2 separate regions of the Homo sapiens genome follow, and region 1 is linked to region 2. Evidence: chromatin loops called from intact Hi-C (ENCODE). Cell type or tissue: PC-9. All regions are shown on one strand. Links, peaks and the distances in the headings refer to the core of each region. The heading gives the core; the rest is flanking DNA.

Evidence for each region. A loop is a pair of places that touch in the nucleus more often than their neighbours do. Peaks named below come from ENCODE experiments on the same cell type or tissue, not always from the same donor. Only the 100,000 strongest peaks of a DNase experiment are listed, where the experiment ranks them.
Region 1: it touches region 2 in a loop (19-fold over the local background); 1 of 110 quality-filtered maps calls a loop at or near these places.

The regions. Positions count from the first base shown.
Region 1 is chr22:27,659,450-27,665,366 of GRCh38, reverse strand. No RefSeq gene overlaps it. Among named protein-coding and RNA genes, the nearest start is that of CPMER, 53 kb to the left of the region's middle. In PC-9, for the core only: no CTCF peak of the experiment used is centred there; DNase peaks (open chromatin) are centred at 1,386 and 2,116; H3K27ac peaks cover 3,372 bases.
Region 2 is chr22:27,471,584-27,479,583 of GRCh38, reverse strand. No RefSeq gene overlaps it. Among named protein-coding and RNA genes, the nearest start is that of LINC02554, 160 kb to the right of the region's middle. RefSeq lists enhancers at 3,727-4,449, 3,835-5,034, 4,450-5,171. In PC-9, for the core only: no CTCF peak of the experiment used is centred there; DNase peaks (open chromatin) are centred at 2,673, 4,413, 5,373, 5,873 and 1 weaker place; H3K4me3 peaks cover 3,193 bases; H3K27ac peaks cover 4,000 bases.

The DNA of each region.
Region 1 (5,917 bases), core at 1-4,000, 190 kb before region 2:
TCTGTGCAGAAAAAAAATATCTGGAAGAGAGTAATCTATTATAAGATGTTGTCTGGGTTTGTCCCTGATGTTGGGCTACAAGTCTCTTTTTGGTCTTCATCTTAGTGCATTTATTTTAAGCTTCTTCTGTGCCAGATGCATACATTTGGAGTCTCTTTTACTCCTTACAATGAATCTGTGATGTGAGTACTAGGACTGTCCCCATTTCACAGATGACGACATTAAGGGTTTGAGAAGCACCTTGCCTGATGTTCCACAGCTAGTAATATAGGCAAATACCTACATTGCCAGATTGTCTACAATATGCATTTACTGTCTTGATAAAATTAGAAAAAAAACCCTGAAGTTAATTTTTAACAAAAGAAAGACGGAAGATCAGTAACCACCCTCAAGATGTAATGGTGTCATCCAAGATGGGGCCCTGGGCAGACAGGAGCTCCTGGATAGATTTGAGGATTCTAATGGGCCTGATTTTATGGGACGATGACCATCATAGGAGGCTGCGTGAATAGTGGTGCAGAGTGGGAACCGAGGAGAGTGACTGTCACGGTCCATGTGGGGCCAGTAGTACATCACACTCAGAGAGACCTTGACCCCTGGGGGCACTGACTACAGACCCTCAGCTCCACAAGGGACAGGACGTGTCTGCTGTGTGCTTGGCTGGATCCCCAGAACCCTGCAAAGCTCCAAAAGTAGGAGCTCAAGGAACATGAGTTAAGTGAGTGAATGAATGAATGAAATCAGAAGCCAGTGGCCAAGATGAGGAGGGATCTGGAGAAATGAGAAATAGTGCCTGCTGGGCGTGGTGGCTCACGCCTGTAATCCCAGCACTTTGGGAGGCCGAGGCAGGTGGATCACTTGAGGTCAGGAGCTCGAGACCACCCTGGCCAACATGGTGAAACCCCGTCTCTACTAAAAATACAAAAATTAGCTGAGCATGGTGGCACGTGCCTGTAATCCCAGCTACTCGGGAGGCTGAGGCAGAATAATTGCTTGAACCCAGGAGCCGAAGGTTGCAGTGAGCCAAGATGGTGTCACTGCCCTCCAGCCTGGGCGACAGAATGAGACTCCATCTCAAAAAAAAAAAAAATTAAATTAAAAATAAATAAATAAATGAGCAACGGTATGGGAACAACTGCTGGTGTCTCCCCACCAGCCCACTGCACTCTCTCAAATTCCCCCACTCGTGTTTCCTTCTTGGTTTGCAAAAAAACAAGAGCCCCTCCTGCCCTCTTCTGCTGAAGTTCCCCTTTGCATTTTCCAGACCTGGAGGAACCCTGAGAAACGATCTCACCTTACATTCTCAGTTGAGATTTAGCATTTTTTTTTTCAAACAATCTTTTCACTCTGATGAACAAAGAATTAGTCACTGGGGAAAACGGGAAGAGTGATAAAAATATGATGGAGCAGAACGCTGCCCCTGCCCCACCTTTCACCTTTCCACCAGCAGAACAATCAGGGTTGACATTTGGCAGCTCTAGCTGCTTTAGGTGTTGGGGGCCACCTACAATTTGAGTCAAACAGGAGATTCCTCCGCTTCTTCACACTTCACAAAGGTCTGGTCTGTCATGTGGAGAGGAGGTGCGATCTGTTCAGGGTCTCTCAGTGAACCAGGGGCAGGCCTGGGGCCGGGACCTGTGCTGCCTGCCTTGTGCACTTATTGGACAATCGTGGTTGGGTGCTATCTGTACATGAAGACAGAATTGAGGCAGAGAAGAGTGTAGTGGTAATCCCAGCACTTTGGAAGGCTGAGGTGGGAGGATCGATTTGAGGCTAGGAGTTTGAGACCAGCCTGGGCAACATGGTGAGACCTTACCTCTACAAACAAAATAAATAAATAAAAAATAGCCAGGAGTGGTGGCACAAGCCTGTAGTCTCAGCCACTCAGGAGGTTGAGGAGAGAGGATTGCTTGAGCCCAGGAGGTCAAGGCTGCAGTGAGCTATCACCTCGCCACTGCACTCCAGCTTGTGCAGCAGAGCAAGATCCCATCTCTAAAAAGAAAAAGAAAAAAGAGCAAAGCAGGCTCCAAAGCAGGTGGGAGATGTTTCTCTGAGAGGTGACCTCTGAGCTGGGGCCTGAGGAATGAGGAGCGGCAGGAAGGCTGGAGGAAATGCCCAGGGTGAAGGCCTGGAGGCTGGCTTGGTGTGAGCAAGGCAAAGAGTGAGAGGAGACGGGGTCAGATTGCTGGGCAGGGCCAGGACACACAGGGTCCTGAAGGCCATGGTAAAAGGTGAGCAGAGGGTTTTAAGCAAGGGGGAGACGTGACTGGATTCATGTCCTAAAAGGCCACTGGCTGCCGTGGGGCTGAGGCTGGAGTTCTGCCGAGGCTCTGCAAGTCCAGCCCCTGGCACATGGTTCTGATGGGACCCTGCCCTCCCTCCAGCCCTCTGGCATCTCTCCCAGGGAGAGCGCAGTGGGTGGGTCCATTGGCTGGGCCACAGGCCAAGGCCTCCTTGCATCAGGGAGATAGTGGATGGGGGTCAGGGAGCGCCTGCCCTCACTGCAGGGAGATGGGAACAGCAAATCCCTTCCCCGGCCTGGCTGGGGCCTGCCTGCCCTGCACGCTCCCAGTGACATCCCACTCCCGTTCCAGGCATCTGCCAAAGCAAGGCTGGCTGTGTTCTGCTTTGCTCAGCTTCCCTGTGACTTCAGTGTCATGCCATGTGAGGGGCCCAATGACCACAACTCACTGGGCATCCAGGTCAGGCCAGAGCCTGAACTAAGCACCTCTTATCAGCTCTGGCATATCACACCGGCCCCCCCAGGCTCAGACTCAACCAACGCTCAGGGACACGAAGTCACCTGCTGAGGGTCACACAGCCCATCATGGGTGCAGTGTAGGACACATCTCTGCAGGTCCCTCCTGCTCCACCCTAGGCTGTACCTCTCAGCCCTTGGGGATGCCCAACACTAGGTGAGAGGAAGAAAGGTGGGGGAAGGGTGTTCCAGCCAGTGGGAACAGCATATACCAAGTCCTGGGTGGACAGTGTATATATTTTTTTGTAATTGCGTTATTGAGATACAATTTACATACCATACAATTCACCCATTTGAAGTACAATTCAATGGTTTTTTTTTTTTTTTTTTTGAGACGGAGTCTCACTCTGTCACCCATGCTGGAGTGCAGTGGTGTGATCTCGGTTCACTGCAGCCTCTGCCCCCAAGGTTCAAGTGATTCTCCTGCCTCAGTCTCCCGAGTAGCTGGGATTACAGGTTCGTGCCACCACGCCCGGCTAATTTTTTGTATTTTTAGTAGAGATGGGGTTTCACCATGTTGGTCAGGCTGGTCTCGAACTCCTGACCTCAGGTGATCTACCGGCCTTGGCCTCCCAAAGTCTTGGGATTACAGGCGTGAGCCACCATGCCCGGCCTTAATGGTTTTTAGTATAGTCAAGAGTTGTGTAACCATCACTACTGTCAAATACCAAAACATTGTCATCACCCCCAAAAGAAATCCTATAATGTTAGCTATCACCCCCTACCCCCTGACAATCATTAATCCATTAATACTTTCTGTCTCTACAGATTTTCCTATTCTGGATATTTCAGATAAATGGAATCATACAATATGAGACCATTTGTGTCCGGCTTCTTTTTTTTGAGACAGGGTATTACTCTGTCACTCAGACTGGAGTGCAGTGGGACGATCATAGCTCACTGCAGCCTCGACTTCCCTGGCTCAGATCATTCTCCCACCTCAGCCTCCTGGGTTGCTGGGACTACAGGTGTGTGCCACCACACCCAGATCATTTTTTTGGTATGATTTGTAGAGATGAGGTTTTGCCATGTTGTCCAGGCTGGTCTTGAACTCTTGGGCTCAAGTGATCCCGCCTTGGCCTCCCAAAGTGCTGGGATTATAGGTGGGAACCTCCATGCCTGGCGGCATCTGGCTTCTTAGCACAATGTCTTCCAGGTTCATCCAATTTGTGGCATGTGTCAATGCCTCATTTCTTTTTATGGCTGAATAATATTCAATTATGATAGATATACCACATCTCGCTTATCCATTCACTTTCTGAATAATGCTGCTATGAACATTCATGTGCAAGCATTTGTGTGTTCACGTTTTCATTTTCTCGGGCATGACCCTAGGAGGGGCATGTCTGGGCCAAATAGGAATTCTATGTTTAACTCTTTGAGGAATTGACAGGCTTTTCTAATACAGGTTTTTTAAAAATAGTGAATATATAATATGTGTGCATCTGCATGTGCACTTGTATTTATATGTATGCGTTAAGTATGTGAACACAATTGTATATGTGTCTGTGTTAACTTGTCTTTCATGGCTGGGTGCAGTGGCTCACGCCTGTAATCCCAGCACTTTGGGAGGCTGAGGCAGGTGGATCATTTGAGCTCAGGAGTTCGAGACCAGCCTGGGCAACATGGTGAAACTCTATCTCTACAAAAAATTCAAAAATTAGCTGGCGTGTTGGCATATGCTTATAGTTCCAGCTACTGGTGAGGCTGAGGTGGGAGGATCGCTGGAGCCCAGGAGGGAGAGGTTGCAGTGAGCCGAGATTGTACCAGTGTACCCCAGCCTGGGCAACAGAGCCAGGCCCTGTCTCAAAAAAAAAAATATATATATATATATATATCTCCTTTGTAAGTAGTAGTTGTCATGATCTTGCTTCTCCCACACACAGGAAGCCGGGAAGGGCATTCCTGGCAGAAGGATCAGTGTGGACAAATGCTGGGAGCTAGGAGTGAGAAGTGGAAGGGAATTCTCGCTTTGGAAAGTGCTGGAAAGTGGCTGGGTCCACAGTAAGCCCCCACATTTGAGCTCATACATCTTCTTTCTGCCCGCAGCTTCTCATGCAAATCATATGCAAATCTCTCCCCTCCCATCAGCCCCGCGGCACTCAGAGGAGTGGGAAATATTCTCGATTGGGCCCTTCCCTTCATTAATTTCCAGGTCGTAGTACATTACTCACAGATAATTAAGAGTGAGCTATTAATACAACATTTAATATTCAAGTGCAGCGAAGAGGAGAGAATTGTAAGTCACAGAATCCAATACGACAAGAGATTGCGGTTTAGCGATGATATATATATATATATATATATATATATATATATATATATATATATATATTTTTTTTTTTTTTTTGCCTTCCAGATGCTCAGGACTATTTTTCGCTGAAATGTGGACCTGAGAACTTCATGTATTGATAGAACACGAATACACCTTAAATCACCAGCAAACCCATTTGAAGGGCCCAGGAGATATGGCTGGACAGTGACTACACCCGGAAGTGTAACCGTCTCCATGGGGCATGTCCGGATCGAGGAGGTGGCCTGCCTGTCCCTTGGCTGGCTGGGTACTGATGTGGGGGAGGTTGGGCAGAGGTAGAGACAAAGAAGGAAATGTGGAAATGTGATGGTTCCTGTCCACACCTGGGGTGGGAGGTGGGGTGGGGGATGGAGCAGCTGGATTCTGTTCATCCCCAAACTCCCCTTTATCCTGGCTGGAGGCTAAGGCAGCCTGGACTATCCTGATGCCCTTCCCTGTACGACCTTGAAAATAAGGACTCGGCCGGCCGCGATGGCTCATGCCCGTAATTCCAGCACTTTGGGAGGACCAGGGGGGCAGATCACCTGAGATCGAGAGTTGGAGACCAGCCTGGCCAACGTGGTGAAACCCCATCTGTACTAAAAATACAAAACTTAGCTGGGCGTGGTGGCGGACGCTTGTAATCCCAGCTACTTGGGAGGCTGAGGCAGGAGAATTGCTTGAACCCAGGAGCTGGAGGTTGCAATGAGCAGAGATCGAGCCATTGCACTCCAGCTTGGGCGACAAGAGCGAAACTCCATCTCAAAAAAAAAGAAAGAAAGAAAGAAAGAAAATAAACACTCTGTTGTGTCTCAACCTCACTGATCTCCAGAAAAAGAGCTCAGTAAATATGGAGTGATGGAGTC
Region 2 (8,000 bases), core at 2,280-6,279:
AAACTTAAGAAGAGGCTCCTGGCAGAGCCAAGACCAGAAGAGTATAAGCGGAACGAGAAAGGAAAAAGGAGGTTAGGAAGAGAGGGAGGAGATAGAGAAACGTCAGGATGGTGACAGGGGGCTGGGGAGTCAGGCCCCATTTCTCTGTGGGCCCAGCCCCTGTGCCTGTCTCCTGGGGGGCAGACAGACTCCCAGTACCGCTGCTGCCAGGGGAGTTCAGTAGTTCCTGCAAGGAGGGAGTCGGGGGGACTCCGCAAGGATGGCTCGGCCACCTGCTTGGTGTGGGCCTCTGGTTAAGCGCCTGAAACACACTCAGCCTCAGCTCCTCACCTGGAAACGGGGGCTTGTGACCACTGCTTCACACAATAATGGTGAGGCTTGAAAGAGGTGGAGGGGGTCAGTGTGCCTGACATGTAGTAAGTGCTCATTAAATGATGGGGGGAGGGAGAGGGAGAGAGAGAGAATTTTATTGACTTTATTTCAGCAGCATCAATTATCTTTTCCCGTACGTTCCACCCAAAGTCTAAAGAAGCAATGAGGATAAAAGGCTGAGAATTAGGGAACCTAAATTCCTGGCTGTCACCTTACGGCCTTGGGCCTCAGTTTGCCTCCCTGCTGTTTTCTTCTTCCTTCTTCCTCCCTCTCCTCCTCCCCACCGTCCTCCTCCTGGTCCATTGTGCCATGCACTTGGCAGTCAATACCAGGTTCTCGCCCTCCCCTCTGCCTTCCTGGGTGTTGCTCCAGGTGTGTCACAGGTGCTTAGACATAGTCATATGAGGCCCTGGACTCAAGTCAGGAGGACCTCCCCAGTCAGGGAGACACCTGGCCTCCGAGCAGTGCCCTTGTCTTCAACTTGGCATCTGTCAGGGGCTGGGACCATCCTATCCCTGGAAAATCTACCCACCCTCTAGGCAGAGTTCCCCAAGTAGAGGAATCCCCATTGCCTTCCTTTCTGGACCCCCTGATACAGCTGCAAAAAAAAAAAAAAAAAAAAATTTCCCATCCAAACCAATCCAAACCAAACCAATCCAAACCAAACCAAACCAAACCAAACCAATCCAAACCAAACCAAACCAAACCAAACCAAACCAAACCAAACCAAACCAAACCAATCCAAACCAAACCAAACCAATGCAAACCAAACCAAACCAAACCAAACCAACCCAAACCAAACCAAACCAATCCAAACCAAACCAAACCAAACCAATCCAAACCAAACCAATCCAAACCAAACCAAACCAAACCAAACCCATCCAAACCAAACCAATCCAAACCAAACCAAACCACACCAAACCAAACCAATCCAAACCAAACCAAACCAAACCAAACCAAACCAAACCAAACCAAACCAATCCAAACCAAACCAAACCAAACCAATCTGAACCAAACCGAACCGAACTGAACCAAACCAAACCAAAATGGCCCAACACCAAAAAAACAGTGACTGTTGCTTTGAATGCTGCCATTGTGTTGTGTATTTTGAAGCCACCTCTCAAGTGTTGTCTTCTTCTTTGCTGGAGCCACATTCCGACTTGGGACACTCCAACCATCCCCTGTTGATCTGAATGAGATGGAGTCTCACTCTGTTGCCCAGGCTGGACTGCAGTGGTGCGATCTCGGCTCACTGCAACCTCCACCTCCTGGGTTCAAGTGATTCTCCTGCCTCAGCCTTTCGAGTAGCTGGGATTACAGGCATGTGCCACCACGCCCGGCTGATTTTTTTTTTTTTTTGTATTTTTAGTAGAGATGGGGTTTCACTGTGTTAGCGAGGATGGTCTTGATCTCCTGACCTCGTGATCCACCCGCCTCGGCCTCCCAAAGTGCTGGGATTACAGGCATGAGAGACCGTGCCCGGCTGCTTGTGAGTTTAAAACTCATCCCTGCCCACAGGCAAGAGAGGGCACAGAGAGGCAGATGAAGCCCTTTGAGGATCAGGTCAAGGAGAAAGTGGCTCCTGGCATTGAATTCAACCCCAGGGGCTGGGTGGGTGTGTTTTCAAAAAAGCTCCTTCCCAGCACTCTTTATCTATATTTTTACCTGGCTTAGATTCAGCGCCTGGACCTTTGAGTTTTTCCCGATAGGTGCTGGGTCTCAGAGCTTCCCCCGGAGGGGCACTGTCTGCTGATGGAAGAAATGTGTGGAGCCCAGGTTAGCCATGATGTTGCCGAGGGCGGTGGACAGGCCTGAGGGCCATGGTCGCAGCTCTGAAGGGCAGCAGGGGTGGGACCACAGGGGGAGCTTTGGATGTGGGGACAGCCTGGGCTAGGATGGCAAAGACTGGTATGTCCAGGAGTCACACACCGGAGGTCCTGGGATGGCTGGACTCAGCCCCAGCCTCCCATTCAGAGGCCATCCTTGGCTCCTCTGGCTGCCTCATGAAAGACAGCCCCCAGCCCAGGCAGCATCTCCTCTCCCCTTCCCCCACCCCTAATTCCCCTGCCCCAGGTCAGCCGTTGTCTTTGCTCATCTCTGTTTTAAGAGGTGGCCTTCTAAGTGACCCTCCTGGGCCAGCTTCTGCCTTGCATCCACACGGCAGTGGAGGAAGTTTCAGAAACCTGATCCCACCACCCCTAGCTTACAGCCCTCCGGACTGTGTCTGTCGTCCCTGCTTCTGTCTGCTGTCTCTGACCTTCCCACGGGACAACGCCATGGGGCCTCGCCCCACCTCCCGTCTCAGGTGATTCACTGCTGACTTGGATGTGGCCAGCCTGACTCACATGCAGCCACAACCATGGAACATTCAGAGGCTCTGAAAATGTTCACTGAATTGAACAGAGGACTGGCCCAAAGTCCCAGAGGGACTTGGTGGCAGAATGAGGCCGAGAAGAGGGTGGGAGGGGAATGATTATGGAGCACATAAAGTGTGCTAGGCCCGGTCCACAACACGTGTGCACGCATTATCTTGTATCTTCGCATCAGCCTTGCGAGGGGGGACGATCCTGTCCCCACTTTGCGGAGGAAAACAATGAGGCTAAAAGGAAGTGAAATCTACAGCCCAGAAAAATAAAGCCGAGAGGAGGCAGGCGAGGGTTTGGACTCTGGGCCTGAGATCACACAGAGCAGGTTCTCTTAGATATAGATGCCAAAGACCTGGATCTCTGACCCTCTCTGCCTTTATCAGTGAGGCACTTACGTAAGCGAGGCCTCAACTGCCTCATTTGTAAGATGGGGGTAGCACTGGTGTGTGCAGGTCATGCTGCTAGCATACATGAGCATATGAACTACCCCCATATGCAAATGAGAATATTTGTACCCCCATATTACACATGTGAATGTAGCAGAGGCTGTTGGTGCCCACCCATTCCTCCTGGGCTCTCACCATCCCCATGTGGGCCCACTCCATGGCTTCCAACACAATGAAGTGCCAGGGAGTTAATGCCCCGGGCAGTACCCCTCAGCCCATGGCAGAGCCTACGGGGGCTGCAGGATAAACACCCCAGCTCCTTTGATCCTTGGGTGAGACAACTCCCAGCCATGTCCCATGTTGGCTCCCAGAGGAGAGACAGGGTTTCACTGTGTTAGCCAGGATGGTTTTGATCTCCTGACCTCGTGATTGGCCCACCTCCACCTCCTAAAGTGCCAGGATTACAGGTGTGAGCTGCTGTGCCGGGCCGCTTGTGAGTTTAAAACTCATTCCTGCTCGCAGGCGAGAGAGGGCACAGAGAGGCAGATGAAGCCCTTTGAGGAACAGGTCAAGGAGAAAGGGGTTCCTGGCATTCAATTCAACCCCAGGAACTGGGACATAGTCATATGAGGCCCTGGACTCAGGTGCCCCAGCTGCCCACATTGGAACCTTGCTTGCTAATGAAGCTTCCCTTCCGGGCTTCACTCCCTCACCCTCTCACCTCCCCACACACTGCAGTTCTTTTTGCAGGATGTGCTTTGGGGCAACCCACACCCCAATCAGGAAGGGAATTCTCCTTGAAGAATCCTTGAAACATGAAGCAAAGTTGTTCCTTCCTATATAACCCCTGTCCTTCCCCCCATCAGGGCGGGAAGTAGTTTGCATTTATCACCTCGAGGAGGGAATAATCAACTTCAAAAAGCAGAAGCTTGGATATAAACAACAGGCGGGGAAGAACCGGGGATGAGAGACCCCTCTCCCACCTCTGAACCAGAGACAGACTTCCCAGGAGGGGCAGGCAGAGGAAGGCACAGAAGGAGGCTGCGTGTCACAGTCGCTCTAAGAGGCCAGGTGAACGGCAGGTGGGATCAGAACTTAGCTAGTGAGGCTACGGTGCTGCAAGTTCAGTTACAGGAAACTAACATTCATGTCCTGCATACTTGAGTTCGGGCCAATAGATTCTTGGTATTATCCGGAGAGAGGCTTCTTTTTCTGACTCATTTACAAAGAACTCCCTCCATCTGCGCCCCCAGCCTCCTTCTCCCTGAGCTTCTCCCACCTGGCCCTGAGTCATCTCACTCCTTCCAGCCTGAAGCCCTGAGGATATTTTCCATCGGAGGAGCCCAGCCCACTTAGGGAAGAGATACCTGAGGGAGCACCTGGCTTGGGGGTTGGTGTTGTCTGCAGACAGGAAGAGGCACCCCGTGTTGGGACTGGCCCCAGGTGAAGAGGAGGGGGGAGAGGGCTGGGCAGGTAAAGCAGGCCCCAATGCCTGGGAGTTAGAGACAGGCTGCAAGGGAGCTGAAGGAAGCACTCTTTTCTGGAGCCTGTCCCATCACACCCTGCTGTGTGTCCCTGGGGAAGTCACGTGGCCTCTCTGGGCTCCATCTCTGCAGAGTGAAGGGCTTCAAGCTGGTCTTGAGTCTCCCATTTTGAACACTCTTTGATGCTGGAGTAGCTGGGCTTTCCAGCATCATCAGGAGACTTGTGGTTTTTCAGCTGGGCACAGTGGCTCATGCTTGTAATCCCAGCACTTTGGGAGGCCAAGGTGGGTGGATCACCTGAGGTCACGAGTTTCAGACCAGCCTGGCCAACATGGTGAAACCCTGTCTCTACTAAAAATAAAAAATTAGCCGGGTGTGGTGGCACACGTCTGTAGTCCCAGCTACTCAGGAGGGTGAGACAGGAGAATCACTTGAACCTGGGAGACAGAGGATGCAGAGCGCCAAGATCCGCACCATTGCACTCCAGCCTGGGCGAGACAGAGTGAGACTCCGTCTCAAGAAAAAAAAAAAAAAGAGAGAGACTTGTGGTTTTTCTCTTTGTCTCTCCCTTCCTCTGCCCTCCCTCCTGCTGTTCGTTCATTCATTCCTTCCCACTCCATGTCTAGCCTTGCACAGTATGCTACGGACACAATGATGAGCAAACCCATCCCTACCTTAGAAGCCTAGTCTGGCAGAAGACAGACGTTTCACAGCCAGTTACAACAGAAGGCAGTGACGGGCATGTTATTCACAGCTAGCATCTCTTCTGGAGCCCCACCTTTGTGCCAGCCCCGGGCATACCTGACTCCACTGAATTCCCAGAACCTTCCAAGGCCCAGGTTCCTTAGTCATCTTCATTTTCCAGGTGAAGAAACTGAGAAGCGGGAGGTGAGGGCCAGGGGCCCATAGCTAGGAAGAAACAGATGGGTTTGCCAGACTCAAGGCCCATTCTTAGAATCACCCAGTTTACTTCATCTCAGAACAGTAGCAAGCCAAGGGGGAATTCCAGGAGCTGAGAGAGAGAGGGCATGTAACCCAACCTTGCTGGAAAAGGCAAGATCTGTCCAAGGAACCCAAATCTCTCCTAGTCCATCATTTCACCCTCTCCCTACCAAGACCCGGCTGTGGGTGGGGGATGGAGTTAACATTTGCCACAATAATGGAGCAGTAACACTAGCTAATATTCATTGATGATTAATCTCATTAGCTGTGACTGGTTGGTTTCAGTCAAGGGCTTGATTCTGACCAATCATTGTAGCCGGAGGAATGGACTCAGCTGATTGGCCAGTTGTAGGGGCTGTGCCTAACTAAGTCCCTGAGCTGGTGGGTGGGTCCCGTGCCACCCAATCCACATTAAGAGCCAGGGAGGGCAGTGCAAGTCAAGGTGCTCTTAGCAGAGGAGGTAAGAATAGCAGATATCCCTTAATCCAGCATTTAGGCAAATCAACCCATTAATCCCCCCAGCAACCCTGAGGCACAGAGAAGCTAAGAGACTCACCCAAGGGTCACACAGCTTGTGAACCACAGTGCTGAACCCTGAAAGTCTGGCTTCTAAGTCCATACTTTTTATCTGCAGTACTACACTGCCTCTTAGAATAATGCCTGAAGATGAAATCAATAGATCCTGTTTGGAGTTGAAATGAGGGAGGAAGGGGAGAGGAAGAGGAAGTGATGATGTTTTACATTCACCAACCTCCTCCTATGATTTAGACAGCTCCCCCTAACCTGACTGTTGACATTAGACAGCAAAGATGGCTAAGCCAGGCTGACACCTGAAGTTCGACGTTGTTTCTGTAGTTACCAGTGGTGACGTCACCATGGAGGCTGCAGAAACCTCATCATCACACCAACTGCAGCCCCAGCTGCCTCTTGTCACTTCCACACGGGGGACCCATTTTGGGCAATGTCTGTGGCAAGTTTAAGTGCCTTCTTTTTTAAATTAATTATTTTTATTTATAATTGACACTTTCAAGTGTCTTCCTGAGGACACTTCTTAGGGAAGGACCTTGGGGTCAACAGCCCAGGCTTCTTGACGAGGCCTGTGTGTGGGTGCGGTGGGGGTGGTGGTTTAGAATCTACCAATCTGCCATCATTATCACTCTTTATCCTCCTGAGAAGGTTTCTCTCTCTTTAATGTTTCTAATTTCATTGTTGCTCAAATATCCAGTAAGATGTCCCCAAGCTAGCACTTCTACATCAAAATATTATTTCGGTGGCCTTGGTTAAGCACATTCTGGAAATAAATCCCGAGCCAAACTTTCTTGTTCCTTTCCCTTCCTGCATTTCTTCTCTCCCTCTCCTTCCAACCATCTGGCCTTAAACAAGTCTGTATTATACATTTAACTGTTTGTCAGGCCCCATGTTAACATCCCAGGGAAACTGAATGAATAGGACTTATCTCTGCCTTCAAGAAGCTGCCCGTCTTTTTTTTGTTTGTTTGTTTTTTAAAAAAGACATGGTCTCACTCTGTCGCCTCTATCACCCAGACTAGAGTGAGGTGGCACGATCATAGCTCACTTCAGCTTCAAACTCCCAGGTTCAAATGATCCTCCTGCCTCACCCTCCCAAGTAGCTGGTATTACAGGCATGCACCACCATGGCCAGCTAATTTCTTCATTTTTTGTAGAGATGGGGTCTCACTGTGTTGCCCAGCTGGTCTTGAACTCCTGGGCTCAAGCGATCCTCCCACCTGAGCCTCCCAAAGTGGCTCATTACATGTGTGAGCCACTGCATCTGGCTGAAGCTTTCCATCTTTTAGGGGATATAGATGAACACTTATTATGTAGTGGGGGCCCTGGAGGGCCGGAGGAGGAGGATGTCATCCCTGCTTGGGGGAGTTTTCCAGGCAGATGTCCAGAGGTGGAGGGAGGGAGGAGAAGGCATCCTAGGCAGAGGGCACAATATAGGCAAAGGCAGAGAGGCATGGAGTAGTCTAAGTTCATGAACGATTGTGGTTTGGTTGTGCATATGGGGAGCTGTAGAGGATGAGACAGGAGGCATAGCCAGGGCTCAGGCAGACCACTGAGAGCTTTGTCATGGTAGAGGAAGGGCACATGAATGGTCCAGGGCCAAGAGAGCACTGGACTAGGAGTCCGGAGACAAGGTCTAGGCTCTGCCATTGTTTTGAAGTTGACTTGGTGAGTCATGGCTCCTCTCTCAGTCTTGGTCTTTTCATCTGTAAAAGCAGAGGCTTCTTCTCTTGGTCTTTGAGGTGCTTTTTGATTCACACATCTGATGCATTTCTGGGATGTTATTTTTCTTGTCCTTCCCAGAATCTCTCCCCAAATCCACAATCCTGCAAAGATCTTGACCACCCAACCCCCCAGACGTCACCCGATTCAGAGCTAAAAGGATCTTTCTGTTCCTGGTCGGTCTGTTTGTCATAGCTTTGA